Linked DNA regions of Homo sapiens: region 1 is linked to region 2. A link is a loop called in an ENCODE intact Hi-C map of the cell type or tissue named here. Cell type or tissue: GM12878. All regions are shown on one strand. Each heading gives the region's core, and the rest is flanking DNA. Links, peaks and the distances in the headings are about the cores only. Region 1 overlaps ARSB (arylsulfatase B). Region 2 overlaps ARSB (arylsulfatase B).

Region 1 (2,926 bases), core at 278-2,777, 77 kb before region 2:
TAGGTGACTTTAGAGACACATTTTAAATAACACATATTTTGCATTAAACTTTAAAAAAAAAACCCACTATTACCCAAATGAGCCACATGAGGGCAGTATGACAGACCACCTGCTGTATAGAATGTTACATATAAAAATTTATTAAGAAATCAGAGATCTATCAAAGCTACAAGATGCATCTGGGAGGAAAGAGAATGAACACTTGTTAAGCACTGACTGCACTAGGAGTGACTCTGATTTTGCATTATCTCTCACAGAATCTGGGGTTGGCAGACCTGGAATAGAAGCCTGAGGCCAGACACTCACTAGCTGTGTGGCCAGGGGTGATATACCACCTCAGTTTCCTCGTCTTCATGTGGAAATAACAATCACTAATTGATTTAGTCCATTTTGTGTTGCTATAACAGAATACTGAGACTAGGTAATTTATAAAGAAAACAGGTTTATTTGGCTCACAATTCTGATGACTGATAAGTCCAAGCGCTAGGCACTGGCATCAGTTGCTGGTGAGGGCTTTTGTGCTGCATCATAACATGGCAGAGAAGTGGAAGGAGAGGCAGGTGCAGGTAAAGAGGGACCAAAGAGCAGGAAGAGCCTCACTTTATAACAACCCACTCTCATGGCGACTAATCCATTCCCTTGAGATTGAGAACTCGATCCTGGGAGACAGCATTGATCTATTCATGAGGAACCCGCCCCCATGACCCAAACACTTCCTACTGGGCCCCACCTCCCAAGATGCAGTGGCAATTAGACTTCCACATGAGCTTTGGTGGAAACAAACCACATCCAAACCATAGCACTACTTCATGTATTATGATGGAAATGAAGTGACATTGCTTATGATCTTTTCTTGGCAGGGTACCTGACACAACCTAAGTGCTCAATACATGGTAGTAACTGCTGTTGTTCTTAAAATTTACAACAACCCAAATAGTTTAGTATTATAACCATTTTGTCACGTTTTTTAAAAGGAAGTTTGAAAAAGCCAAACAGTGAATAGATGGCAATGCTAGGATTCCAACAAGGTCTGTGTGACACCCCAGGCCTCTGCCCCTAGAGCACCACACTCCTGCTATCCCTAGTATAGAGTGGGCTCACACATGTAGGCCACATAAACTTTCACTTCCTGATGAAAACCACAAGTACGGTCAACCTCAGCAAAGTGTACACTCTTCCTATGAGTGTACATAGGAAGTTATTTCAAGGTAATGGTAATTCCTTTTAGAGAAGGCTTAGCTGCTGTTGGGGAAGAAATTCAAGGCTCTACTGCCAAGGAAACTTTTGGTGGCGCCCTTAACACACCAGTTCTCAGTTCTTTTCTGTGCTTCTCGAAAGGGAGTAGAGAAGAGTCTTGAGTTAGATCAGGTGAGGAAACAATTCTTCAACACATGGGTCGGTGACAGACAATCTCATCATTTGACATCACAGACTTACAAGAATCTTTCTTCAAACCTCCCCACATCACTTCTTGACAAAAACTCAAGGCCCAAACATTCACTCAGGCCAGTTGTTGAAATACACATTCCATTTCATATTGAAGCTGAGCAGACCCGTATATTCAAAACAACAAAAGGTCACCATCAGTAGAAAGAAGAAATTCCTCCATGTTCATGATACTGCACAGAGTAGCAATCACTCATAACCAATGTATCGAAACTTAGAAGAAGGTGCTATTCATGTGATACAAAAATACACTGGAAAGAAATACCTACACTCTTCCCGTGATATCAAGAAAGGCTGAGACAGAACGATTATTTCACTCTGTTGTCTGGATTGCTGTAAGTGATGCTGGCTCAATACTTTAGAAGAAGCCTGTTGTCTCTGTTTTAAATAGATACACTTCTCTGAGGTATTATGTAGTGTCCTTCAGTTGCACATATTTGTTAGTGCTCAACGGAAAGTATTGGATGAAGATGGTGGTGGAAATAAGAGTGGAGATGATGGGGACAAGGGTGGCTGGATCTGGAATCTGATTCTAGGAGCAGCTCTTCAGTTATGACTCAGATAGGAAAATTCTCCGGGTTGTACAGAGAATTTGGCCACTTTTGCTACTGTAGGAAAGGGAAGGTGTTTCCACATATCATTAGGGGAGGCCACGGATGTAGTAAGTGTGACTGTTTTTGCAATTAGTTCTCTGTGATGTTTTGCCATTAGCAATAAGCGATTCTATCAACAGTTATTCTTTTTAAGAGCACTCCAAAGAGAAAGCACTGTCAATGGACACATGTGCAACTTCTCCAAGGCTCTCCTGGCATAGCGCCAACTGCAGATGTGGCCTCAGCAGAAGGGCAGTTCAGCTTCGCCTGTCCTTGTACCCCCACAGATGGCACCTGGCCGATGGTTGCCACTTATCAGCAATGGGGCAGAATCCACTGAGTTAGGACATTAGTTGGTTAACTATATGAGAAATAGGGTGCGGTCCATAAGTTCTAGTTCAGTCTCCTGGGTATTTCAAAGAATTCAACATAAAACTGGTAGGAGTAGCAACAAGAATAAAATAAGCTCTTTTGCAACAAGGTGGAAAAGGGAGTTTCCTATATTGCTCACTGAAGTTTGACATAAATTAGAATTTAAAAAGACAATGGAACCATCAGCATTTCAAAGACGTTTCTTCTCATTTTCCCTTCTAGTTTTATTTTTCGGCAAAAGTTAATTTCTTTCTTGTTAAGAATTCATATTCAAGAGAAATTTTTGTTTCATTTCCTGACTGACATATGAAAAAAATTCCAAATCAAAATAAGATGACGCCAGCTCCTAAAAGAAGCAAAGAAACGTTTTTTCAGGGAGATGGTTTTGCAGCAATGTTTTGGCACAGGGAAAATCTAATTATAAGGCCTTTACTGTCTAGAAAAGAAATGTCAAAGTAAGACAAACATTATCATATACAGACCGTAAATCTCACTTTATTATTCACTATTGAACA
Region 2 (2,926 bases), core at 127-2,626:
ACCTCATGAAGTTAACTCTAGGTTAACAAAATAATCATAATAATAAGATTATTCATGTGTTACACAAAAGCATCAGTATAGTAAATGTGAAAAATAAGCTCATTGGTATACCAGGTATATGGATTAGAAGACCCAATATTGTTAAGACATCCATTCTCCCCAAGTTGTTCTATAGTTTCAAATATAAATCCAAGCAGACACTTTGGGCAGGGGGGAGCTGGCATATAGAAATTGACTAGATGATTCTAAAATTAACATGGAAATGCAAAAGATCTAGAATAGCAAAATATTCTTGTAGGGAGGAAGTACAAGGTTAGAGGAACTGCCCTGATCCCAAAATTTATGGATCCCTTAACCAAAAGTTTGTCATAATAAAGCCTCACCTTACACCTAAGCCAATCATTTTTTAAGTCATTTTATTAATTACTCACAGCACATGCACGTAATATACCAAAATTTTTAAACTATATTTCTATTGAAATACTACCAACATAGTATTCCTCAAAGTGTGATCTGGGGACCACTCTTAAGAATCACCTTTTAAGAGTTTCTCTAAAATGCTGATGTACGGATTTCTCCCACGCCTAATAAATCACACCCTAGAGGTGGGCTCCAGGAATCTTCCTTTTTAACAAGCTTCCCAGGCTGATTCTGGGATACTGTATAATTTGAAAAGGACTTCCCTAGAATTTATTAGATTTTTCCCTAAACAACAATGGCCTTTTCCTACATTTGTCTGAAAAGACATTAGTGTAACAAGATTTTGCTATCAGTAAATAGAAGCAAAACTTACCTTCTCTGGTGGATGGTTAGTTATGAGGGCTATAGCCCTTTTGGTGAATATGTTTGTTGAATACATATTTTTATATCCTGTTGCAACTTCTTCGCCATCTCGAAAATCAAGAGCACATCGTGTGACATTCAGAGCGTCAATTAATGTACAGCGTTCATGGGAATAATAATCTTCACTACCCAGGAGATATCCTGCAAGAATGGAAGACGAAAATAGTCAGCATAGCATAAAACTTGTTAAACAAACTAATGTTTCAGCATTTAATTGCCTAATGCAATTGATTACCCGTGACGAGGCTAATCAAATGACAAGGCTAATCAGCACCATTTCTCAACATGTCTATATCTGGTGGCAGAAGGCATTAAAACATTACTGCATAAAAACTCAAATCTATTCCTCATTCGCCTTTAGAATATAGGCGCTATCATGTAACACTAACAGTTTTTTTTTTTATCAGAGTTGAAACTCAGTAAGGGTGATAAAATCTCAATCCTTCAAAGCTATATAATGGTAAAAATAATGTACAGTTAATGTGACTTGTTACAGGTTTTTACTCTAAGGTGATCACATAAATGAGTGCAGGATTCAAACAATGTTTGTTGTTACTGATGTTGCGAGACTGGCTTCAAGGTTATTTACAGAAGTGGTTCTAGGAAGAGTCATCTTTAGTCAGATGCTGACACCCACTGGTGAAAGATACAAACCTTTCCTAATAGAGGATCTCTAGACATAACAGAGCCAACAGATCAAACTAAAGTGAGCACTGAAATAAGACTTTTCTACCTAAAATGATCTCAATTTCACCCCAGATTTAAATGGCATCAACGGCCTATCCCATAATTTAGACTTCACATGGAAGAAAATGGGTTTTCTCAAATATAGTTGTTTCTGCAAATGTTCCATCTTTTCTATATTTTAAAATATTATATTTCTATATTTTAAAGTATTAAAATAAGCTGTGCTACGTATGATTCCACTTGTATTAAATGCCCACAACATGTAAATCTATAGAGACAGAAAATAGATTAGTGGCTGCCTAGGGCTGGAGGGACTAGGGGGAAATGGGGAGTGATTGCTGAGGTGGATGAGTTTCTTTTTTGGGGATGATAAAAATGTTCTACAATTGGATTGCCATGATAGTGGCACAACCTTCTGAATTTATTAAAAATCATTGAATTGTACACTTTAATTGGGTGAATTGTATGATATGTGAATTATACTTTGATAAAGTTATTAAAAAGAAATATTTGCTAGACTCTTAGCTATCTCCTGACATATACTGCTTATTAACCTTAAAATGAGGATGATAAAATTGACCTAGCTCTTTCTTCAGTCCTGAACTTTCCCTATAATGAAAATTAAGAGCTTTACATAGTTTATATAATAAATCAATTCATTTTAAATTAAATTCTCCTTTTCTATGACTCAATAAATTCAAGATCTTGAATACAATTAATACTTTGGTCTTAAAATAACTTTTATATGGCAATCTTTTCTCCTATGTATATAATGGAAAACGAAATACAAAGTACTTGTTAATTAATGTGTAACAGAGAAAGAAATGTATCCATAAAAATAATTTCAGCCCTTACATGGGTGATTAGAATGTCAGAACACTGGAGGTCTATTTAAGGTTTTTAATAACTACTGGGCATTAAAGCTTGAGGAAATCACTTCAGGTTCTTTAACTGTTAAGTGTGAGCTGCTTTCTATCAGTTAGCAGAATATAGGACAGATACACTTCATTAGCAAAGGCATGAACTACAAATATTTAAAAGATAATACAGATAGGAGAATTCCAGAAATAAAACTATTCACATACTTGGCAAAACTAATACCAAGCAACCATGTGACAATCACATGAAGCTTTTCTTCATAATAATGATTCACAAATTTGAACTTCAATACTGAGCCTAAAGATGATGGCAGCCTATGCTTTTGGGGGAAAAAAATAGAAAATGCTTCTTGAACAACCAAATCTTCTCTGATGCTTTATGTACCAGCTGCATTGAGATATAATTCACATACCACACAAGTCACTCATTTAAAGTGTAAAAGACATTGGTTTCTAGTGTATTCACAGGCTTGTGCAACTATCCCACCATCACCTGATTTTTAGCAAAAGAGCTGAGA

The links. Peaks named below come from ENCODE experiments on the same cell type or tissue, not always from the same donor. Only the 100,000 strongest peaks of a DNase experiment are listed, where the experiment ranks them.
Region 1: it touches region 2 in a loop (8-fold over the local background); 18 of 110 quality-filtered maps call a loop at or near these places.

What each region holds. Positions count from the first base shown.
Region 1 is chr5:78,886,717-78,889,642 of GRCh38, forward strand. The region is part of intron 4 of ARSB (arylsulfatase B); the gene reads right to left. Among named protein-coding and RNA genes, the nearest start is that of ARSB, 97 kb to the right of the region's middle. RefSeq lists an enhancer at 845-894. In GM12878, for the core only: a CTCF peak has its summit at 1,293; a DNase peak (open chromatin) is centred at 1,165; H3K27ac peaks cover 959 bases.
Region 2 is chr5:78,963,623-78,966,548 of GRCh38, forward strand. ARSB (arylsulfatase B) reads right to left here. Exons shown (of 8, transcript NM_000046.5): 3 at 794-984. Among named protein-coding and RNA genes, the nearest start is that of ARSB, 20 kb to the right of the region's middle. In GM12878, for the core only: a CTCF peak has its summit at 1,468 (motif pointing left); no DNase peak of the experiment used is centred there.